6 separate regions of the Mus musculus genome follow, and all the other regions are linked to region 4. A link is a loop called in an ENCODE intact Hi-C map of the cell type or tissue named here. Cell type or tissue: left cerebral cortex. All regions are shown on one strand.

Evidence for each region. Peaks named below come from ENCODE experiments on the same cell type or tissue, not always from the same donor. Only the 100,000 strongest peaks of a DNase experiment are listed, where the experiment ranks them.
Region 1: it touches region 4 in a loop (8-fold over the local background); 17 of 42 quality-filtered maps call a loop at or near these places.
Region 2: it touches region 4 in a loop (4-fold over the local background); 2 of 42 quality-filtered maps call a loop at or near these places.
Region 3: it touches region 4 in a loop (3-fold over the local background); 3 of 42 quality-filtered maps call a loop at or near these places.
Region 5: it touches region 4 in a loop (2.4-fold over the local background); 4 of 42 quality-filtered maps call a loop at or near these places.
Region 6: a loop joins it to region 4, with 2.2 times the contacts of the local background. A loop is called at or near these places in 3 of 42 quality-filtered maps.

Annotation. Positions count from the first base shown.
Region 1 is chr2:18,873,273-18,877,272 of GRCm38, reverse strand. All of the region lies in intron 4 of Pip4k2a (phosphatidylinositol-5-phosphate 4-kinase, type II, alpha), which reads left to right. Gm33534 (a long non-coding RNA gene) reads left to right here. Exons shown (of 2, transcript XR_374031.3): 1 at 1-2,423; 2 at 3,033-3,889. Among named protein-coding and RNA genes, the nearest start is that of Gm33534, 3.7 kb to the left of the region's middle. In left cerebral cortex, a CTCF peak has its summit at 425 (motif pointing right); a DNase peak (open chromatin) is centred at 2,443.
Region 2 is chr2:19,130,674-19,134,673 of GRCm38, reverse strand. No RefSeq gene overlaps it. Among named protein-coding and RNA genes, the nearest start is that of Armc3, 66 kb to the left of the region's middle. In left cerebral cortex, no CTCF peak of the experiment used is centred here; a DNase peak (open chromatin) is centred at 1,622.
Region 3 is chr2:18,054,822-18,058,821 of GRCm38, reverse strand. It overlaps Mir7655 (microRNA 7655), which reads right to left and starts at 976; the gene lies at 919-976. It also overlaps a transcript of Mllt10 not described here. In left cerebral cortex, CTCF peaks have their summits at 1,590 and 1,789; DNase peaks (open chromatin) are centred at 1,023, 1,847, 2,206 and 3,070; H3K4me3 peaks cover 2,829 bases; H3K27ac peaks cover 3,200 bases.
Region 4 is chr2:18,996,873-19,000,872 of GRCm38, reverse strand. It overlaps Pip4k2a (phosphatidylinositol-5-phosphate 4-kinase, type II, alpha), which reads left to right and starts at 2,752. Exons shown (of 10, transcript NM_008845.4): 1 at 2,752-3,021. The coding sequence starts at 2,878. 4930426L09Rik (RIKEN cDNA 4930426L09 gene) reads right to left here and starts at 2,554. Exons shown (of 1, transcript NR_024323.1): 1 at 1,069-2,554. In left cerebral cortex, a CTCF peak has its summit at 2,446; DNase peaks (open chromatin) are centred at 3,244, 3,258, 3,788, 3,988 and 1 more place; H3K4me3 peaks cover 2,166 bases; H3K27ac peaks cover 1,928 bases.
Region 5 is chr2:19,053,859-19,057,858 of GRCm38, reverse strand. No RefSeq gene overlaps it. Among named protein-coding and RNA genes, the nearest start is that of Gm33592, 49 kb to the right of the region's middle. In left cerebral cortex, no CTCF peak of the experiment used is centred here; a DNase peak (open chromatin) is centred at 2,150.
Region 6 is chr2:18,909,212-18,913,211 of GRCm38, reverse strand. The region is part of intron 1 of Pip4k2a (phosphatidylinositol-5-phosphate 4-kinase, type II, alpha); the gene reads left to right. Among named protein-coding and RNA genes, the nearest start is that of Gm33534, 32 kb to the right of the region's middle. In left cerebral cortex, no CTCF peak of the experiment used is centred here; a DNase peak (open chromatin) is centred at 1,765.

The DNA.
Region 1 (4,000 bases), 120 kb after region 4:
TGCTGTGTAAGCTTGTATTCCTGAGCTGCATCCTCAGAACCCATGAAAAGCCAGATGGGAAGGCACTTCTCTATAATCCTGGCAAGGTGGAAGGTGCAGAGGGGAGAATCCTCAGAAGTGTGCCAGCCAGCTAGCCTGGTACCCAACTGTGCTCGGGAGACCCTGCCTCAAGGATCCAAAGGAGAGATGCTGCACCTCTGCCTCCACACCAAGGCATGCTTATGCCTGTAACACGCATGTATGCAGGCATGCACACCATAAAAAACTATGTCTCTGTGTAACCATTTCCCTGAGAATGTTTTAGGTGAGGTCCCCTGGTTCTTTTGGGGGTTCTCCCCCTCTTGTTTCCTCTCCTTTTTTGTAAAAAGAAAAAATATATAATATTTACTTTATGTATGTGAGTACACTGTTGCTGTCTTCAGACACACCAGAAGAGGGCATCATATCCCATTACAGATGGTTGTGAGCCACCATGTGCTTACTGGGAATTGAACTTCGGGCCTCTGGAAGAGCAGTCAGTGCAGCACTTTTAACCGCCGAGCCATCTCTCCAGCCCATGTTTCCTCTTACTCCCTCCCTGCTAAGTCTTCTCCCTCTGCACATTTTGGTCTTTGTTCTCTGAGGCTCTCTGTCTTTATATTCAGTCTTCAGCCTAGAACATTGGTTTTTGTTTTGTTTGTTTTGTTTTTGTAAGGACAGGTCTCACTACATCGCCCAAACTGACCTTGAACTCAGTCTTCACGATTCAGCCTTCCTAGAGATGTGTACCACCACACCCACCTAGCACAGGGCAGCTCAAAAGCACCAGGTTTCTCCCTAGTTCCTGTGGAGGACAGAAGTTTCCTTCCTAGTCACTGTGAAAAAAAGCAAGGATGGAGAGGGAAAGGAGGTACCCATGGATTTTTCTACATCATCCTGTGGCTTGCAAGGTCATCATTTGCCATCTTAGTAAGTTTTTACATACTTGGAGAAATTGGGAAATTTTCCAGCATTAATTCTGTATAAGTCATCCAATGGTCTGTGACTCAGCTGCCTTTCCTTGCACATGCAATCTTCACATGATACCTACAATGCCCAGAATGAGAGCATACTGAGCAGTTTTCCTCAGCAACATAGCTGTACAACATGTAAGCTGTGGCTCTTACCAGAGTTGTCCATGGGATGGTTAACCAGAGTTAACCAGAGTTAACCATGGGATAGCAGTTTCCATATTCTTTGACCATGTTCTGTGATACTTCTAGAATGGTTAGTTTCAGTTGTCAGCTTGTCACAGTGTAGGATGACCTCGGAATGCAGTCTCAGTAAGACACTATCTAGATTAGGTTGGCCTGTGGGCATGTCTGTGAGAGCGCCTAGTAGTGAGTGCTTAGAGGGAAGACTCACCCACTATGGGTGGCACCATTACCTAGGCAGGGAATCCTGAATTGTGAAGTGGATAAAGTGATATGCAGGCTAGCATGCATGCATGCATGCATGTGTGTGTGCATTCATTCAATCATTCATTCATTCATTCATTGCTCTCTGCTTTAGAGTGAGTCGGGTATGGCTAATCACTTCCTCTTCCTGCTGCCTTGACTTCCCCGCAGTGATGGACTGTAACCTGGAACAGTGAGCCATGTAAACCTTTTCTCCCTTGAGTTACTCATGTAACTCTGGGCTGCAGAGTTACCGAAGGTGAAGCTGAGACGCTCTGTCCTCCTGTGGCTGACACAAACCTTCGTTTTCCTTATAGGATGTGCTTTATTTATTATGTCATCAAGAGATTCCTGAGCATTCCCCCTCGTTTATAAATCAAGTTGGACTTTAGCACCCCTGCTTCCAAAATCTAGAACATTCAGATTTCTAATGCCAAGTTAAGTAAGAATCCTAATGCAATTGTGAACAAAGAGTTTGTTTGTAGTGTATACGGCAGAGTATTTGTAAGATGTACCTGGGGTCATTTCTCTTTTTTTTTTTTTTTTAGTGTATGGGTGTTTTGCCTGCTTGTGTGTCTTTGCACCCTGTGCATGCCTGGTACCCACAGAAGCCAAAAGAGAATGCCTGAACCCCTGGAACTGAAGTCACAGATAACTGTTAGATGCCATGTGGGTGCAGGGAATCTAGCTTGGGTCCTCTGGAAGAGCACCAAGCACACTTAACCAGTGAACCATCTCTCCAGCCCTCTGTTTTCTGAATTTGCTCATTGTGTTTATTCATCAAATGCTCTTGACATGCTAGACACACGTGCTGGGATTTGATCATGAACAAAATAGAAACGGGGTCTCTTCACGGAGCTTATCGTGTGCAAAGATGCTACTTGACTGAGTAGAGAATCCTATGTGACTAAACCTGGAAAGATGACTGTTGGCTGGAATGATAAGCTTCTGGGCTGCAGAGAATGAATGGGGGAGATGAGGTGCCTACATATCGTGTGGAGTGGGAAGGTGAGAAGAATGACTTTTGTTGAGGCTCTGAGCCATATGTGTAGGCACACAATGGAGGAAGAAGCCAGACAGGAACCTGGCAAGTTGAGAACAGGCAGCAGTGCCCTTGCTTCAGCACCCGCACTGCGCAGCTATGGCGCTCTCTCAGATCCCCATCCAGAACTCCAGCCAGTGGGTAGAATGTTCTCTCCTTCAGAACTCCTGGTCCTTAGGTCTTTCTAGACTAATAGTATCAAATGCAGTTTGGCAACGCTGATACGGTAAAAGACAGGCTTTGATATAATTTGTGGGCTCGTTTGTTTATACACTCGGGAGTTGGAAGTTCATTTCATCTGTGTTCATCAAAGAGCCCCATGGGAAAAGTAAGTACAGCTGACACTCGTGAACAAAATGCATCCGAGTTGATTGTTTGTGCCCCACTATCTACTCTGGAGGCAAGGAAATTGTAGTGTATAACCTGTGTGGGCATATTTCCAAAACTGAAGCTTGTCAGTTCCCCGAGTACTGCTCCTTAGCATTGGTCACTATGGGTGGTACCACGGTGAGCCAGGCTGTCTGTGGCTGTGTACAGATCTCCATCTTGGCATTCCTTGTTGTTTGTGGTACTAGGGATGGACCCTTTGGCTGAAAGGTCATGTGCTTTATCAAGGATAAGAATGTGAGTGGAGGAGTTGATCAGCCAGTACCGGCCTCAAGGGAAAAATCCAGGTATGCAAGATGATGCTTGCCGTAGAGTGAGCCGCAGAGCAGACTTGACTGTTAGACGTTCCAAGCAAGGGAGAGATCGGTGTGATGTTCCAGTTTCCTACCTAGGTCTTGAGTGACAGCTAACATCACGTCATTGATAAGTGTTCAGTACAGACTGGTGTGGGGTCTTTTGACATCCTCTAACTTGCCATCCTCACAGCTGTTTGGGTACTCAGTTTCTGGAAGATGAAACTAAGACTGCTCATCCACCTTCTACTACTGGCAAACAACACACTTTTTAATCCCTTCAATTGCTGTGGGAAATTTCCTTTTCAACCGAGAACTATTAACCACCTGTTGTGCATTAGCAAACCTCAAGTCCATTTATTGGTTTGAAATTAAGCTCCACTCATCTGATTTCAAGTAACAAGCTGAGGAGAAACTCCGTGGGAAAAAAAAAAATAGACTGAGCTCAAATATACATCTCAGCTGTTACCTGTAAGGCAGGGGAAATCTGAAGCATCTTGGACATCTGTCAGGACTGCAGAACTAAAACCAGCTGCAGTGACAGATGCTGTGTAGCTCCAATGAGCAAGATTGAGAACTTTTTTCTTCTTTCGCTAATTAAATATTCCTAGAGTTGATTACTAATAATGTTTATCACTAAAAAATCCAATTAGAATGTTTTTGTTAAAGTGTTGTTGTTGTTGTTGTTGTTGTTGTTTAAATCAAACAGTGTAACCCTTTTTAAAGACTCAAAATAGGGGTTAAAGAGATGACTCTGTGACTTGTTTTGTAAAGATCAAGTTTGAATCCCCGATGCCCATGTAAAAAGCCAAGCATGGGAGCGTGTACCTGTAACCTCAGCACTGAGGTACATGTATGCAATA
Region 2 (4,000 bases), 130 kb before region 4:
TCTATGATGAAGAAAGATGTCGTTTTCTGCCAAAGCAAGAAAACTCTAAGAGCCAAGGAGAAAGATCAAGATTACACTCAGACATACTGTAGAATTCTATACACAGGCATTTTGTTTTCTTTTTGGATTGTATGGTTAATAATCAGAACATGTTTTCAAAACTACTAGAGGATGAATTGTCTATAACCTATGTGATGACTGTACAGAAGAAGGCTCACTCCCTACCAGAAACACAGTATCTTCCTGTCTTTTGTTCAGTATTTTACTGGTCTACAGTCACCAAATAGTCTGATCTGGACTGATGCCTTATTCTGGTTGTACAAGAGGATATGGGATTTTTTTTTCTTTTAATCTCATGTCAAATGTACAGAACTGTTGTTTTTCCTCTATTGTAAACTTAAGAAACCACTGTAAATTTGTCTGCAGATTTGGTCAATGTAAGCCTTTGATCCCCAGTAGAGAATATAAGTCTAAGTGCATCATACTCCTCCCAAAACATCTACCATGGTAGTAACAGCAGCTAAAACCTGTTTTATATCTATCTTGATTATTCTAATCTCCTTCCTTCTACATCTGTGTCTTCTCTCTATTAGCCATGTAGCTAGGATTTTCATGACATGGTTTCCAGGCCCTCTCATCCCTACCACATAGGAAGTTCATACATTTTACAGAGAAGAAGCATCATATTGTAATATATCCATCTGTGAACTATCAGAAACTAGAGCGAGAGTTATGTGAGGGTGTGTTTTCTTGTGCCCTAACAGCCAGAGTGCATTCTAGAAATTTTCCTTTAACTATATGTGATGTGTTCATCACAAAGTCTACAGGATTTTTATTTGATTCACCAGGACAATCAATACAATTCCCATTTTATCCTTTCATCTTTTTCTATGATAAATTCTTCCAATAAGAGCAAAAAAATGTTGTGGAGAGTCTGTCTATATGTTATCCAATCCAATATACCTTGAGCCAGCCAGATAAGGAAAAGATAAGGAGAAAATTCAGTCACCTGGGGTACAGGCACTCATATTGACTCAGCCTTCATGACGAATACTTTAGTGTCTCCTGACCTATTTTCTATCATTATAAATGATGTGGTATGTGTTTATATTTATATGACTATGTAAAAAATTATAGAAAATATTAATAAAACACTAGCAAATGTGCCATTGAATAAATTTTGATTTTCCCCTTTAAAAATATCAACCAGTCTTTTTTTTTTTAAATATAAAGCAGTAAAGCTATTGGAATGTATTTATTCTGTTTCCAGGATGTAATTTTTCCAAAGACAGCAACCATAAAAACAAGGGCCCTTTCAGCCTTGCCTATCAAACCCTTCCCCATCCAAATGGCAGGGCCATTGGAAGCCATAATGATTTATGGCTATCTCTTCAGCAATCATATACAGGGATACTTTCGATTGTTCTACAGAGTCCACAGGATTCCTCCACTATAGCGGCTGCGGGAAGACAGACGAGTATAGACACATCCTTTATGGTTTCTCCTGGGGAAATACAAAAATAGGAAATACAAGCACAATGTGCTGAATTACTGCAGGTTATTTTGAGCATGGTGGAGATGTAGGTGGTACTCTCCAGAAAATTCAGATTAAATGGAATAGGTTCTTTTCTCTCAAGAACCTGACATCTATTTTCCTGGAGCATGTGCTAATTCACTCCCACTCTAAATTACAAATTTGAGTTTATCTACCAACACAGACTAGTGTGCCAAGACGCCTTAGTCCCAGAGGAAACCAAACGGCCTGTTCTCAAATCCTCTGCATCTTGATAACAGTTCAAATGCTGCCTTGCTTCCTGGCACTTCTCTGTGTCTCCTACTCTCTCATCCAGAAGATAGAATTGGGATTTGACCTTTTCTCCCCTTTTCAGTTCTGCATTTGATTAAACCAATAGGTGGAAGAGAGATGTCCTAGATGAAGAAATAGCGTGGTCATGCAGAGTTCCCCTCTCTGGCAGCTATAGCCAAGGGGTTAACCAAATGAGGCTTCAGTGACTGTAAGATGTCACCTCTCAAGTTGTCATCAAGCCATTAAATGTATTTATCCAGTCATAACTAAGACAACATTTTCTTTTACCATCTCCAACAAACAAAGAACAAGAAAAGTAATCACAGGTGGACTTTGGGCATTCTTCGCTGTCAGCTTCTGCACTGTTGTTATGCCTGCTTTGCTCCCATTAATCTAAAGAACATGGAAGAAAATAAAAAAAGAAGAAGAAGAAGAACATGGTTGACACAGCTTAATGGCTGAGCCAGATTCAGATTTTACGTGGCAAGGCACACATGTGCGTGATTTCATTTTCTTTCTTTCATTTTTCTAATTATTTCTTTTCTTTAGATTATATATACAGTATGTGCTCACTTTCCTCCAAACTATGGCTAATTACTATGAGAAACAAAGAATGGGTCTGCCTTAAGACAAATACATTAGAATGGCTTTTTTTCCTGGCTCATGAGTTTACCAAAAACAAGAAGAAGGAGGCTTTCACCTAGACAACACTGAAATCTGATAGTATTTTGCTCTATGTTGTAAATAGTTGACCCTTTACTTGTGTAATATGCCTGCCTCAGGTATCTATCTCACAGTAACTGAATCACATTAATCTAACCAACTAGCAGTATATTTGTAGGCAGAAGCAGAGACCCGTGTCAAAAATTTTGTTTCACAGTTCTGGGTCGATGGTTCAGTGGGTGTAAATGCTTGCTAGGCCAGAGAGAGCACCTGACTTTGAGTCTCCAGAGCACATGTGAAAGCCAGACTCTTGAAGTCAGTGTCTGAAATCGCATCATTCCTTTGAGAAGATGGGAGGCTGAGACAGAACAATCCCTGGAAGTTCACAGCTGGCCTGATGAAACAACACAAAACCAGCAAGTCTTTTTTTTTTTTTTTTTTTTTTTTGGTTTTCAAAACAGGGTTTCTCTGTGTAGCCCTGGCTGTCCTGGAATTCACTCTGTAGACCAGAGTGGCCTTGAACTCAGAAATCCGCTTTTCTCTGCCTCCCAAGTGCTGGGATTAAAGGTGTATGCCACCATGCCCAGCTACTAGCAAGTTTTATCTACTCTAAAGTATGCTTTCTTTTAAAATATAGCTCTTGGCATCTAAATTTAATGAGCTCCAGAATTTTCTATCTCTAATAATGCTGACATTTTAGAGTTATCCAGAGACAGGTCTTGCTATGTAGCCCAGGCTGGCCTTGAACTTCCTATCCTCCTACCAGAGCCTCCAAGTGCTAGGAACACAGGTACATATGACCACACTCAATGTGACCAATTCCCAGAGTTAATAAATACCATATTATACCCTCCCCCAGCCTTGAGAAGGCTGACTCAGACTGTTCTGCCACTGTGAGCAAGCCTACCTAGGATGGAGTCTTCCAACCTAGATTAGGTCTATTATTCTGCTACATCTGCGGTTTCCACCAAGATGCCACTACCTGCTGAGAGGCTAAACCTGTTCTCATGACACTATCCTGACAAAAATGAGATCCTGGCATGGTAGGGTATGGGATCCCCCCCCCCCCTTTATAAGCTCAGCTCTTAAGTAAACATTGGCCTTGATCAGAAAACTTTGTCTTGGCTCATTATTTCTCTCAAAATTTCTCCCATACAGCCCTAGCCTCCCCTTCAGGAAACTGGTTCCCCTTTCGGTCAGCACCAGTACAGAGTCATCGGACACCCCCAAGGTCCCTAGAGGAGTCTCCAAGCAATCTTAGGTCCTCTGGTGAGTGGAATACAACTTCTGCCGGAGGCAGGTTCCAACGCCAGATATCTGGGCACCTTCGCTGCAAGAGGAGAGCTTGCCTGCAAAGAGTACTCTGACCACTGAAACTCAGGAGAGAGCTAGTCTCCCAAGTCTGCTGATAGAGACTAACAGAATCACAGGAGGAACAAGCTCTAACCAGAGACAACTATAACAACTAACTCCAGAGATTACCACATGGCGAAAGGCAAACAAAAGAATCTTACTAACAGAAACCAAGAC
Region 3 (4,000 bases), 940 kb after region 4:
GACGCAAACTACTTTTCAAAAGCAAAATCACACCGTCCACTACCCTTAACTGACTCTTACGGGGTCTTTTCAACATGCTGTTTACCCATCAGCTGTTAACTTCTTTTTCTAATTCAAAACTCTTGCCAAATGATGTCTTCATGATGACGTGTAAATATAATATTCCATCAGAGATCAATTCTAATTGTTTTTTTAAAATCCACCTTGGGAAACAGTGCTGCATAATACACAGATTCATAATTAGTGTTTTAGAGGAATTTCCCGCAAAGTCTATTATAAATCCTAAATCCAAATTACTTTTTCCTAGTGTGCTTTGGGCCACAGGCTGGAATTATTGCTTCACGAGCCTCATGCACGATGTCTTTGGTCTTGTCTACATGACCAGAATCACTTGTTGGAAATCTTTATTTTTAAAAAACTGACGTTTGCCAAAAATACTTTTCTCACATGCTTCACAAAGAAAAACAGTTTCTTAGGATGGGTTGCAAATTTATTTTACTTCCAAACCGTGGTTTACAGTAATAATGGATGTTTTTCCCTTTTGAAATTCCCTGTTATTCTGGAAATGCGTGTCACCTTACCAGGCCCCTTTTTGTTAGGACCCTTCCTTTTAAAATCAGACTTCTTGTACACAACAAAGAGCTGAGTAGTAACAAATACGGACAGAAAAACGTGATTTTCCGAACTCCTTCGAACCCTAACATTCATTTGCGAATCTATACATTATAGATGTTTTAAATATATAATCTGCTCTAATTCCGGTACGGAGCGGGGGAGGAACATTTGTCGTTTATCTAGTGGTGATTTTTAAAACGTATCAATGTGGCTTTCCCTTCTAACGTGAGCAGCAGGCTCCATTCAGCAGTACGTTGTGAAGACGCCTTTCTACGAGGTCAGCGGCAGGGAACCCCCTCCTTGCAGGCCCACGGAGCGTCATAAACCCGGCAGGGCGAGTCTTTAGGAGCTCCGTGGGCCGCAGGCGGAAGTGGAGGAGTCGCAGATCCACACACACACACACCTCCCCAGGCAAAAACACGCCACACGCTTCGGCTACGGCGCGGAACAATGGGAGCACCCAGGAGCCTCGGCCCCAGGGATTTCTCGCTTGCCGCCCAGCTCCGGCCTCCCGACCGCCGCCACCTCCTTGGCCCGGCCCTTTCCCGCCTGCTACATGTGGCGCTTCATTTGGTGATCCCAGCTTTAACAGTTGCCTCCCTCCTATGTTATAAACGTATTTTTTCCTATCTCTCCCTTGGTCTCCAGAAGTGGTCTTCACGTCTCTTTGCCAGCGTTAGGCTGAGTTGCTGTCTCCTTCCGGGGGGAAAAAAAGACTTCCCCCAGAAATCCAAATCTAGAAGGAAATACAGCACCACCTTTGTTTAACTATAACTACACTGTGCCGTGTTAGAAATAAAATCCGAAGCGCGTCGCTCGTCCTAACCAGCGAACAACCAACTCCTATTTCCTCCTCTCAATTCAGTTGTTTTAAACTCTCCAACGAATGCCTTCGGTGGAGAAGATGTGCCCAGGCCGACGCAGAAAGCAGGGTTTTTATCTTAAGCCTCCTGGGGCTGGGGAGAAAGTAGCAGGACGGGGAGCTTCCAGGGCACAAAGCAGCCCGACTGGAAGGGGAGGCGAGCGGGCGGCCGGGCGGCGGCGCAGGCCCTCGGGCCGGCGGCCGCGAGTCGGGCCGCCAGAGGCGAAGGACTTAAATAGCGAGGGCTGAAGGGGGCGGCGGGCCCGCGCGTGACGATACTTTCCGAGGAAGGCTGGGGCTGCCGAGGAGTTTGCAGGTCGGCCTCACCCTCGTCCCCCCACCCCCAGAGGGAAAAAAAAGTTGAAGGGAGGCGGGGAGAGGAGCCACCCCGTTTCCTCCCCCGGATTCTGCGGAAGGGTTGGGGCGGCGCGGCCAAGGAGAGGGCGCGGGACGAGCGGGCCAATGGCAGTCAACAGGTCCAGGCCTAGGCTGGGCCGCGGGCCCGGCCTCCCGCCGCCCCGGGCCCTCCCCGCCCCCGCGGCCCCGCAGCGCCCAGCACCCCGCCCGGCCGGCCTGGCCGGCCGCAGTCTCCGCAGCCCGGGCCCGCGTGGGGGCGGGGCGGGGCGGGGCGGGGCGGGGGTTCCCCGGCGGAGAATCCTCCCGCGGGGCTCGGCGCAGGGGGAGGGGCTGGCGGCGCAGGGGGAGGGGCCGCGAGCCGGGCTTGGAGGAGCAGGAAGGGCTCCGGCTCCACAAGAGCGCGGCCCGCGCGGGGCATCCTGGGTAAAAAGTGGCCGCGCCGCACCGGGAGAGCCGAGAGGAGCCGAGGTCAGAGGTCAGGGCCCTGGAGTCCGGCGCGCAGGCCCCCCACCACCACCACCACCACGGGAACGCAGCGAGCGGGAGGAACCTTTTTGTTTTCCACCGCGCCAGCGTGCTCCCCTATTGACTGGGCTGCTGGAGACGAGCTGAGTTGCGACTCTGCTCAGCCTACCCCACCCCCTCCGCCGCCAACAGGCAGCCCAACTCTCCCCTTCCCCTCAACTCATCCCAGCCCCCCGCATGGGGCTGGCAAGAACGCAGTAAATTTGCTTTAACAACAAGTGGGGGTGGTTGCATTTACTCCTCCCTCTCGTCCCCCTCCCCCTCGCCGCGGCTCTTGACACTACTACAAACCAGGACTATAAACATAAACATGTGTCACTGTAACAGGGCAGGTAATATACGCATTTCGAGGTGGGGTGGGGGGCTTGGTCGCCTCTTGGGGGATGGTTAAAAAAAAGTTTCACGTGCTCGACGTCTTTGCTGCCCCCCCCCCCAACGCGGATCCATTTATATAGAATGAAGAGAGCGCTCAGTCACTTAGTCACACAAATCCACAAAAGCAGACTTGCCAATAAACAGAGTACCCCCAAAGCAAATATATTTAAATACCATCCCTCTCCTTCCTCGGCCACCGCTGCCATTTCTTCTATTAGCAAGCAGTAGCATAATAATCAAATCCTCTTTTAAAATACTCATTTTAGGATAGCGATAGAGATCAACTTTAGACCTAAATCGAACACCACTCTCTTCCCATGGAACAGTACCTACTACACGGTCTGTGCGCAGAGACTTCTTTAAACAACAAGAAAGGTTGGTTTAAAAATGAGTTCGAGACCTTGTATGCAAAGGTTATTTCCTGGGCTGGGTCTTCATGCTTTTTCCAACTTCTGCAAGTTGCCGAGCCAGGCGCACTGCAGATTCGTCACCACAGCCTTTATTATTTAGCCTATTTACATTGCATCTCAACTTTGCTCTCATTCTTAGTTCAACAACCCCAGCAATCTACCAGTTAAGAAACAGTAAAGTGAATCCCATTGCAAGCTTTTCCCTTGAAATCCAGAGAGAAACAAAATGTTCAGATGGGGGAAGTGGTTCCCTTTGTTCTTTCATTGTTTCTCTAGGAACTGGTGGATACAAGGACAAACACTTACCTTCTCTTCTTTTTCCTCCAAAAACCAGACGCTCCCATCAGCCTTAAAATACACAATCCACCTTGAAAGTAACTAGGAACGTCGGGAGAGCTTATATTCCATTCTTTTTTCGCTCTCTGCCCTCTTTTAGCGTAGGATTAGGTTGCGGAGCACGTTGCTGCATGCTGTAGCCCCCGCCTTAGTGAATCGGTCACGTTTAGGACCTTCTAAGTCCACCTAATTCTGCCAGTAGAATTGAGGGTATTGGATCTCTAAACTTTCAAAAGGGAAGGGGCCTGCAACTCTCCAGAAAACTTAGAAATACCCTGAAGGGGGTTTTTTTGGTTTTTTTTTTTTTTGTTGTTGTTGTTGTTGTTTTAACATTTGATTTTTGTACCACCTCACCAAATAGTTTGCTTTGAAATAAAAACAAAATCTTTCTTCAAGGAAAGTATATTATATTGTTGTTCGGCTTCTGCTCAGCAAATCATTACTTAGTCCAAGTAAAGGGCAGATTTGTATAGGCATTTGACGGAATGAGTGCATTTTCCATAATATGTCCTTTGCCACG
Region 4 (4,000 bases):
ACATAACAAGTTTGAAGTTGACTTGGGTTACATGAGATCCTATTTCAAATAAAGGAAAGTCACAAATACAACCAAGATAAAATTAAACCAAGAAAGCTGATGATTTCTCCCCGCCTTAGAGAATCCTACGCAGAATTTTCAACTGAAATATTTTTATCAGAAGTGTGGTATATTTAAAGAAAATCAAATCATATGTAGTAATGCACACCTTTAACCCCACCACTCAGAAGGCAGAAGCACATGGACCTGTGACTTCAAGGCTAGCCTCCTCTCCATATAGGGACTTTCAGGCTCTGCAGGGGTGGGGTGGGTGGGGAATCAGAGCATCTACTCCCCCACAGAGTCATTTCTGGTTGGATGCCCGAGTCATTGTAAAACCTTTAACATTGTCGTTTTGATGAAGAGCTTCAAACTGCTTTATGAGAGTGTGCCGAGTTGGTTATAGTAAGAGAAGAAATAAAGTAACAGCTGCAGGAAGCAAAAACAACTCAGCGCCAGGAGCCTTTCAACATCATACATTTTCCTGTTAGTAGTTGTCCTTTGAATAATTCCTTGCTTAGAGAAGGACCTCAGCCTCAGAACCAACAGCAAAAGAGTTCGAAGGCAAATAGATGTGACTCCCTTGACTGTGGAAGCAGCTTGCGAAGTCAATGAGTCAGGATTCAGCAGGATGTTATCAATGTTTCTGATTATACCTTTGTTTTCCCATCCTTGTTTCTGCCCCTCCCAGGAGAGATGGTGACCTCTGGTGCATCTGTGCCCAGGTTTCTCTTTGAAGGGTTGCCTAACAATGCCCAGAGGTGTCCATTTCCTGTTCTTGTAGGCTCACCCAGCTCTTTGCTGTCATTGAATTCAGTTTTTCAGCAAGCCCATTGTCTTGCATTATTAATATACAATTAAGTACATTACAGCTATTGTGAACAAATAAAGAGATACAGAGGCATTGAAGTGGAAGGATTCATTTCAACCAGGAGGAAAGGGTAATTGTTTTCAAGGACAAGGGCTGGTACAGGTTTCTGTGGAGGGGTGATGAAGAGCAATAATCAATGATGATGTGAAGCTCTTGAGTCTGGGTCAATGAGAATTTATTAAATAAATGAACTCCCAACTGGTTAACAACAATATGAATGCTTATTTCCAACACAGGAAGAGAAATGAAACAACTTGTAGGCTGTGTAGGGTGCTGAATTTGGTTGTAGATTCTTGTGAAAGGATGCCTGTGGGCAAGCTATGAAAATTGGTTTAGATAGACTCTTTTCTGAGGTCAGGCGACAGTTTATGAGTTATCAGTAAGATAAAGACTGTACAGCCCCACAGCCCCTCCACCGCCCCCAGACAGGGTTTCATGGATACCTGGCTTGGCTTGAACATACCTACCTACCTGAGGATTATATTGAATTTCTGATCCTCTAGCCTTGCCTCCTGAGGGCCAGGATTACAGGTCTGCAACATTGTGTACTTTTATCTACTGCTGGTTTTGAGTGTAACAAACAATCTATAGCATAGTCCCTAAAGTGACCTTTGTGTCAGGCTATACCTAGTCACACAAATAACATCAGTCTCTGGTTAAATGATTTGGTCAACTAGTGGAACTGTGGGTCAAGTTTATGACTTCTCAGCATTAATTTAGGCTGGTTTTGTTATTATCTTCACCCCCTTTAGCCATTAACAATGGTGATGCTTGGTACCAGAAGAAGCAAGGAATCATTGCGGCGGCGGGGCGGGGGGGGGGGGGGATAGTATTAACAAGTTAGAATGACCAAGGGGATTTTGGGGGCAACCGTGCTGAAAGGTCAAATGAAGAAAAGGAAGGTCCGCACAGGATCTGCTCCCTTTTTGTTCCAGGCGTTACTCTTTGTCTTCTTGAAAGATCTAAGGACTGTAGACTTGCAACAACAAATGCCAGCGTAAGGACGACTAATTTCAGTGTGGGGTGGTAGTGGTGAAAGGCTAAACATTTTCAAATCAGAAGGTGCATGTCCAGAATAAGAGAAGGAAGGGGTGGCCTGCAAAATGATGGGTTCCAAGCAAACGGTCCAGACTGGGGCATGGCTGTCTTGACTAAAGCAGGGGTTTCAGTGAAGAATCCCAGAGTAGGTTGGGAATGACATTCTAGTATCCGATAGCATGGGAAGGCCCAACCAGGATACAAAAGGTTAGGAAGTTCAAGGCGGGGACTCCCTGGCAGACAGTTGACAAAGAGGAGCCAAGGTCCTTTCCCTAGATGCTGGGGAAGCCCGGGGCCCCGAAGAAGCGCTCTGGGTCCCACGAACTCGCCAGCCCTTGGCACGGGAAGCGGAGGTTCCCGGACATTCCTGGCTGCCCCATGCATCTGGGGGCTCCCTCCTCGGAGCTCCCTTGGCTCCGTATCCTTTCCTTGCTCCTCCCCAGGAGCGAGAAAGGCATGCTCACGCGAGTCTCCACACTCCGCAGCAGCCTCCCCAGACGGATCGCGGCCGCCAGGAGAGTGCTCGTCTTAGCACCGGTGGCGGAGCGCACAGAACAGCTTAACGGTCCGGCATCCGCATCCGCACCCGCCCCGCCCGTCGGCGCCGCTGCCCCGCCCGCCTCTGCGTCATGACGCTAGCGCCCAACGCGGAAGCCGCCCGCCGCCTGGACCAGCCGAGGGCTGTGCGCCGAGCCGCGACGGGCGGGAGCCGGCGGGGGCGCGAGGCGAGCGCAGCTGCAGCCTAAGCGGCCGAGCGCGCGGAGCGGGCGGAGCGAGCGCCCAGGACTGAGCGCGGGCGGAGCGGGGCTGGAGCAGGCGCGCAGCGGCGGCCGCCCCGGGGGATGCAGCTGCCTCCCCGGGCTGGCGTGTAGGGAGGGCGGGTCCCCGGCCTCGGCGGCGCGGCGGTGGAGGGGACCGAGACTGCGACCATGGCGACCCCTGGCAACCTGGGGTCCTCCGTCCTGGCGAGCAAGACCAAGACGAAGAAGAAGCACTTCGTGGCTCAGAAAGTGAAGCTGTTCCGGGCCAGCGACCCGCTGCTCAGCGTGCTCATGTGGGGGGTCAACCATTCGGTAAGGCTCCTCTGCGGCGCGCTCCTCTTGCTCCTCGGGCTCAGCCTCCCGGCTCTGCTCCTCCTGCTGCAGCGGTGGCAGGGCGGGGACCTCTAGCCGGCTAGCTCGGTCGGTCCCGGGCCCTCTGGCCACTCGCCTCTTGGGGTACCCCTAACCCCACGACAAGCGTCCATCTCCTGGGTTTCTCCGGCGGCGCTTGCGCTCCCTTTGGAACCCAGGGAGGGTGCAGGATGAGAAGCATTCTCTGTTCTGTGCTTCTGAGCCTCTCCGCGGCTGTCCTGTCCCGCATTCGTCCTCCCGCCGGTCGGTGCTCGCTGTCCGCGAAGTGGGAAGTTTGTGCGGGGACCGACTCTGTCTCAGCTATCAGTCCTGGCGGGGAACCGCTCAGGGCCCAGTCCGAGCGATCGCTCCACTTGTCTGGGACCGATGGGCCCTCCTGCCCTGAGCGGGTGGGCAGGTGAACCTGTCCCTGTCAGGAAGAGTCCGGAGCTTCTCGGAGATAGGACTGGAGTGAATCAGAAGATTTTGGGCGGCAGCTTGAGAGCTTAGCTTTCTTTTTTCCTTTAAAGGCAGTATTGTCAGACTCTAGGAGAATTTTTTTGGGGGGGTGGGGGGTGGGGGTGGGGAAGACGGGCAAAGGAAAAAAAAAAGCAACGTAAATATGGCCCTGGTGCTGAGCGTCTTCTCTTCATCCCTTCCCGCATCGCCCAGCTGCTGTGCCCTTTCCAGACCTCCTGGCGGGGAGTCTTCCTCCCTCCCCCTTGCTTCCTCCCCTCCTTGGGGAGCCAGGCAGAAGTCACAGACTTCTGCAGAAGGATGGCCTTGGTGGTGATAGTCGGAGGGGGTCCCGGCGGTCGCGAGTTCGAGGTGGTCTAGAGTTAATTACATCCATTTTGGAGGTTGTTTAAAAGACTGTCGGGGTGCGCGTTGGGGAGGGTTAGTCTAGCGCACAGCTAGGGATGTAAGGAGGTGCGCGGCT
Region 5 (4,000 bases), 57 kb before region 4:
CACCCTGGGCTATTTCTCTGTTAAATGAGTTCCTTTCTGAGACAGAAACAGAAAAAGAGAGAGAGACAGAGACATAGAGACAGGCAGGCAGAGACAGACAGACAGACAGACACAAACATAGAGACAGAGTTACAGAGAAACAGACAGAGACATAGAGAGGGAAAATGTTTAATATTTCTGTTAGTTTCTTGAAACAAGCAACTTGTTCCTTTTTCTAAGCACAAAGCCAAAAATAGGAATGGTTTGGCTTTCTCTTCCACAGCAGTAGGGTAAGTCTTGCCTGAGAAAATCCTCCTTGCCTATTAACTAACAGAGCTGTCAAAGAGGAATTCTGATATACGTGTATACAGAGTGTCTAAATGGGAAACAAAGCTTGACCATTTATTATTATTATTATTATTATTATTATTATTATTATTATTATTCAGTCACACATATTCCCACCCCTCTCAGTCAATCATCTCCCATCTCCCGAGCCTGTAATACCAGACTCTGAGGAGACTGAGACAGGTGGATCAGGAGTTTGAGGCCAGACTGGGCTGCATAGGGAGGTGTCACAAAGCAAACCAATAAGTGAACGAAGCCAGCTTGTAAAATTCACATTGCTCCCAGCTCCTAAACGCTCTGGCAATTTGAGTCTCTGAAAAGAACAAGGCCTGGGTTACGGCTGAAAGTGATGGCAGGTGTTCTGTCTTTGGTGAAAGTAAAAACCATCTTCCTTATCAAAATGGCAAGCTGAGAAACCCACTGATTTTGGCTGTAGCTCAGTGGCAGAGCTAAGCATGTACAAGGCCTTGAAATGCAAATAATTAGAATGATGGAAGAGGAGGGGGAGGAGGAGGGAGAGGAGGAGAGGGAGGATGAAGGGAAAAGAAGAGGGAGAGGAGGAAAAGGAGGAAAGGGAGGAGGAGGGAGGAGAAAGAGAGGGTAGGAAGAGGAGAGAGGGGGAAGAAGGAAGGGCAGGAAGGGAAAGGAAAGGAGAGGAAAGGGGAGGAAGAGGGGGAGGAGGGAGAGGAGATCGTGATGATGTGATGCTAAACTTTACTGTGTGCTTTCCCGGGTTTGTCACACTTCTAACTACTCTGCATACCCTCATTCAATCTTCACAGCAATGCTATAAGGAAGTATTATGATCACACACACACACACACACACACACACACAGAGCTAGGCAGAATCTTGGCGACATTAAGTACTGTGGCTTTGTAGTTAGCAGAAGAAAAACCTGCAGTGTTAACCTAGGCAATGGGCCTATAATCAGTGCTCTTGACCATGCAACTCAGTCTACAGAAGTAGGACACACATGAAATGAGTGAAATGAACCAGTAATGGTAACACAGGGAGAAAGATGCCGTCAACGGAGCAGAGACAAGACAGGAGGAGCCAGCCTCCAGGGAGGACTACTGAGTAGTGAAGAAATTATGCCTCATGAGCACTTTAAGCTGTTGCCTACTTTGAAGCCAGCTGTCTGAGCATGGAAGAGATCCCTGAAGACTTCTACAGAGGAGCCCAAGTCTGTTAGGTACAGTCACCAACCCTGCTTGGAATCAGATGGAGCCAGCTTTCACCAAGGCCACCACTGTCTGGACTGTTCATTTCTAAAGAGGACACCCCAGAATAAACATTACTGTTCACATATCCTAACCTAGCACCCCCACCCCAGCACACCTTCACTTAACATGGTCACGTCTCCGTCCCAGATTTTGGCAGATCTTTCAGGAAATACTAAGTTAGACTAAAAATGTAGACATCTGAGTAACGTTCTGGACTAATTTCAAACAGCCAGCCTACTACAAATATAACCAACATATAATTTAAAAACTGATGCTTCTTAATTTTTAGAAAGACAACAGCTGCTTAAAATATGAATTGAGAACAATAAATAAGAAAACAGATGGATTTTCACAGGAGCTAAAAGGAAAATGTCTGTGACAGACACATATATATCCACAAAGCACCGTATGACACTCTAACCCTGACTGCATAGGAGAGTGAGAACACTGTGCTGTATAACCGCCTCCTCCCTAACTTTCCACTTTGAATGCAAGACTCAAACCCGGCACCACTGGACAGGGTAAAGGAAATGCCTAGCATTGAGTGCTAGGACCTGGGCTGCAAAAGCCAGCTTCCTCTTCTCATGGTGCATTTAACCTATCTTTAGAGACCAGATTAGGAACAAAAGAAAAGGAAGTAGATGGGGACAACTTTACCTCCAGATGTTGCCACAAATTGCACATCACCAAAATGGGAACCCCAGAGGCCTTAGTACTACACAGAGAGTAGCACCCTTTGATTGGTGTTGGGTTTTGGTTTGTTTGGGGGTTTTTTTTGTTGTTGTTGTTGCTGTTTTGAGGAGTTGTTTTAATCCTTCCTTCCATTTATGCAAATATATTGTGATATCAGAATGGCCAGAATGTCAGACGTTTTAAAGTCAAGAATTCTCTCTCTGCATGAATTCAGGCCCATTTTAACTATATGCTTCTCTTTGATCTCTCTGTTGTGTGAATGTGGTGGTTTAAATGAAAATGGCCCCCACTGGCTCATAGAGAGTGGCATTATTTGAAAGGATTAGAAGGTGTGGCTTTGCGGGAGTAAGTGTGGCCTTGCTGAGGGAAGTGTATCACTGGAGGTAGGCTTTGAAGAATTCACACGTTCAAGCCAGGCTCCGTGGTTCATTCTGCAATTGATGCCTGCCAACCTGGATATGTAACTCTTGGCTCCTACTCTAGCACCACGTCTGCCTGAGTGTTGCCAGGCTTTCTGCCATGAAGATGAGAGACTAAATTTCTGAAGCTGCACACCAGCCCCAATTAAATGTTTGCCTTTATAAGAGTTGCCCTGCATTTTGTAAGTCACTAAGGTGACAAAAAAAAAAGTTCATACACTGTTTTCAGACACAGTATTTATAGAATTATTGAAAACACACTACTCTCATCTTCTCTCTTATAAGATGGAAATCAAGCAGTGTTATTTACACCATTGCGTAGAGGCAAGCACTTTGGGTCTGGAAGTTATTTGTATTTAAGACATACCATACTGCATCAGTTAGGTCCTTTTTAAGCACCATACATGTTTGGTCATCTTTTGGTAGCAATTCTAATTCTGTTTCACTATATAACCCAGGCTGGCCTTCAACTCATAATCCTCCTGCCTCAACATCCCAAGTGCTGGGACTATAGATGTGTGTCATCAAGCCTGCCTTTTTAGCTATTTCTTCCACAGAGTGGTGTAGAGGAAATAGACTGTGTCTTTATTGATTGGTACTATCAAAGTATTTGGTACTTTGAAGAGAGAGAGAGAAGGGGAGAGAGAGAGGGAGAGAGAGAGAGAGAGAGAGAGAGGAAGAGAAAGCTGATACACACATCTTCACAAATGTATACACATATACACACATGCACAGTGGAAGAGTGTCTCCATTTGGAATTAACTACCAGAGACCAAAACGTATACATTAGTTGGTGCTGTCATCCGTGCCCTAAAAGGACTTGGCTGCAGCCCTCCCTTCTCTGTCCTCACCCTTCTCTCTCCATTTACGCTGAAACAATGAGGAGCTGGGAAGTTCAATCTTTTTTTTCTTCGTAGAAAAATGAAGAGAAAGCAAAGAGGCACAGTCAAAATCAACTGAGTGTGCAACCAACTCAGGGTGGGTGAAAGAATAGAGAAAACTTCAGGCTTACATGTCCAGGTCAGGGTTGAAGGAGCACAGAGAGACATGTGACTGCTACCAGATATTGAAGGAGGGCTTACCTCTTCCTGACATTCCCCCATTCCAGCCCAGAGCCATTCTTTAAATAGGAGGGTTCCCCTTTTAGTACTGTTTACCAATATGTCATTGTCAGTGACACTTACACAAGAAGAGAATGGTGGGTGTATGAGAAATGTGAAAGAGATCTCAGGCCTCACTTTCCTTTTTAAAATCTCGGGATGAATCCAACATAGTGGCCCATGCCTGTTACTCCAGGCCACCAAGGAACCTAAGGCAGGAAGAACTCTTGAGCCC
Region 6 (4,000 bases), 88 kb after region 4:
CATTCATTTCCTAAGTGGAATGAACCTTAGGGCAGAAAAAAAAGTGCTTAAAGTAAATGATTTGGTAGAAAAATCTTGTGTGCTTTACCGGAGGGCTGCAGGGAACTTCTTAGGATGAGTCCAGTAAGTATGACGTATTTAGTTTTGAATGGTACTAATGGAAGGGGCGTTCTTTCTTTCTTTTCTTTTTTTTTTTTTTGGTTTTTGGAGACAGGGTTTCTTTGTGTAGACCTGGCTGTCCTGGAACTCACTCTATAGACCAGGCTGGCCTCGAACTCAGAAATCCACCTGCCTCTGCTTCCCAAGTGCTGGGATTAAAGGCGTTCGCCACCACTGCCTGGCGGAAGGGGCGTTCTTTAAAACAGTAACAAGGAATCAGTCATGCTGTTTACCTTCTGAGAAAGCCAAAAGCAATGAAAACCCAGGATGGGAACTCTGGCATGGCACTCTTAATGATGAGCTTTCCCTTTAAGAACCTTAGTAACGGTAACCCGCATTCTAATTAACCACACCCAGTTATGCATGCTAACTCTTTCTCCTGCTGGGTCTTTGGTAATGGTGACTCTTTGGCGCATATTCTGGTCCAGTTGCCACCTTATAGGTTTCTCTCTGTTGTTGAACTGTGTTTTAACGTAGGCATTCAGGTTGCTTCTCTTGAGATTGGAGAAGGAATGAGTGGACATCTCTGGGTCCTTCCCACTCTTCCTGTTGCCACCCCACATCCAGCCCTGATCTCCGGTAGACTTGGCTGCTCCCAGACATCTCTGCTCCCCAGGAAGCTCCTGATAGTGTGCCCACAGCTGCCTGCACACACCAGAGTCCTGTTTTAACTCAGTGAATCAGGATTTGTAGAGAAGTGTCTTTACTAAAATCAGATTAAACGTCTGGGTCGCCTCTACATGTGAGAGATTTTGGGGTTTTGATCCCTCCCCCATTTTTCTTGGTTGAATTAAAACCATTTGCTAGACAAGCGAGCTGGTACACTCCTTTAATCCCAGAGACAGGTGGGTCTCTGTGAGTTCGAGAGCCTAGTTTGTGTAGTGAGTTCCAACCCGTCAGGGGCTATATAGTGAGACCATGTCTCAAAACAAACAAACAGAAAAATAATTAAAAGCCCAAACATAATTATCTATTGGTCTAAAAACATGATGTTTAGGGTGAATGCATCTTACTTAATTGTCATAAATAATGCCTTAAAATTTATGATCTTATCCTTTAGTTGGCTTAAAAAGTATATATTAACTATATATTTTTCTTAATGCCTCGGCATGAAACAAACTTTGTGGGGTCACCTTTATGTGCCATAAGTTTTGTTTATTTCTTGTCTAGAATCTGCTCATTGGTCCTGATTTTTGAAGCTTAGATGCATGCTTGCAGTGTGAATTTACATACAGGGATGGGACTCACTTCAGTCATGTAACTCACAGGAAGCAATGGACCTGGGATTTCCAGTGTGGTAGCTAACTTGCACCTGATAGGAAGCCGAGCGTTCTTCTGTGGAGAAAAGTCAAGACCCCTTTCCCACAGAGAGCTGTTAGGAAAGCCCACAGAAGACTGCTGGGTAGTGGGTAAAGCATGGGTTTTCCCTGAGTTAGAGGAAAATGTAGACAATTATCTATAATACGTAATTGTTATGGAGACTGATTTGCGCCCTTCAGTGATAACTGTTTATGATTCTTTCAGATTTGGATGCAGCCTGGTGACTGAGTCACAAGTAGCTGCACAGAAGTGGTAACAGTTGAGGGACAAATCGCACCTTGGGTTGTGTGGGTGAGACCGCAGCTGGTCTAACTGTGGACAGCAGCACACATTCAGTTAAGCACACATTTACTGTTTTCTAAAAAAGAATTTCTTCAGTTTTTAACACAACAGAGGGTTAATTTTTAAATGAGCTTTCTATGGCTCTTTGCTGTGAATCCTCACCCTCTAGGCTGGTAGAAATGTAAAGAGATCCTGAGTTTGGGAAATGTAGCCACTTGCTAGGACTGCTGGAGTCTTCACGACGTGGGTTGGATTCCAGCTGCAGCTTGACCAGCTAATAGCGGGCAGCAAATCTCACTAAGCCTGCATTGCCTCATCTGGGAAATGGAACTGATGCTACCTACACTATTGGGTTATAAATATCAGATTAGATGCCATGTCTAGAGGGGTCAGCATGGTGTTTGGCAGATGCCCAGTAAGTATTAGCTATGGCATTAATCCCAAGTATTAAAGTGTGTTCACACAAAGCTGAACAGAGGCAAGACATCTGCCTGCCCCTCTTCCTCCATTTCCTACTTTGCCCATTCCCCTCTGCCCCGCCCCCTTCCTTAGCTCTTGAATTATAATGTGGTCAGGTCATTTGGGCACTTGGTACTAACAGACATTTGTACCAGCCCTCTCCACCGCACCATAGCCTTGCTTTCATTGATGTTGACAACAGAGCTCCTTTATTTCATGTCTGTGAGGCCTGGGTACTGTGAGTCTCTGTACCCAGTGGCTCAGCAGAGAGTAATACCTGTGTTTTAGGGGGTGACTGGTACGGCATAAACAGAACCACAAGGTCCTTCGCAGGGTACAGGGAGACCCAGCCGGTGGCCTCTCTGCATGGACTTATATCTGATACACTTAGAAAAGTGCTGAGCTATGTCCGATGGTTACTATGTCTATCTAAGCAGAGCAAAACTGACTTTCCCAGAGAGGTGTGACGACCATTAAGGGCTCCCCGTATGAAGGCTATGCTGTCCTTCTGTTGTAAGAGTTCATTACATATTTGCAACCCTATAGACTGTGCCCGGAATGGCAGGCTCATAGGCTAAAGGGAGTGAAGTCACCCAGGAAGTTGAATAAGCTTTCATTGTTCAAGCACTGCTGAAGTTAATACGTTTCAGTAAGGCTGGTGATGAGTCCTAACCTTAAGCACCAGAATGAAGCATTCCTACAGGAAACAGTCGAGGCTCAAGAGATGCTGTTGGAAACCTATTGATTACTAATTAAAAGTTGCCTTTGAGTGGCAGGGGCTTTGATTCACTGTGTGTTCATGGGTGGTTAATTCACTTGGCCCAGAAGTTTGAACGAATGACTTGGTAGGGGAAGGGAAAGACAATATAAAGCTACTATAAGTGAAAGACAATGTAAAGGACAGATGAAATGGCCTGTCTGATTAAACTCCGCATCAACCTATTCCTCAGTCATAAAGGGAGAAAGTGAGCTAGGGAGATGGCTTGATCTGGAAAGTACCTCCTGTACCAAGCACCAGGACCTGAGTTGATAGCGCGTGCTCCTGTAACCCCAGCAGTGGATTCAGACCACCGCTGAAGTTCTTGGCATCCTGCCTACCCTAATGGATGATCTTCCTGCTCAGTGAGAGGCCCTATCTCAAAAACAAAAACAAAAACAGAAGGGGTGGAACTACTCCAGGAAGACACTGAATGTCAACCTTGGACCTCCACACCCACACCCACGTACCGACACTAGAAAGTATACATCTCACCCAAACCCAGCACATACCTAAGTAAATAAATACACATGCATTGTCTGTGTAGTATGAAGGTGAATTTAATGTCATTCCCTTCAGCAAGCCGTTTATCCCACCTCTGCTCCAAGTTCCCAGTACACTCACTGTCTAGACTCAACTGTTTCTATTAGCTGCCTGGGGCTTGTGTTCAAGTGTCCTGCCTATCAATTCCTCCACAAGTGACTTGTGTGACACTGACTTCTCATTTCTGGTGATGGCCTTCACCCTGCAGCTGCCTTGCTCCTCTATCTACCACACCATGAGCAAGGATCTCAGACATAAAAGGCTGATCTGATCCATCCATCATCCATCCATCCATCAATCCATGTGTCCATCCAGCTCCATGCCTGCTCCCTGATCCACACTCCTCCAGCATCTACTCAATGCCTTTACTCTGACCCCTCCAACTCAGAATGCAAATGGACTGTAAACTCTGCCCCAGAGCCAAGCCCCACTTCTTATCTCATTTTCTACCTTTTGCATTAACACTTTTCAGGCTCTTCT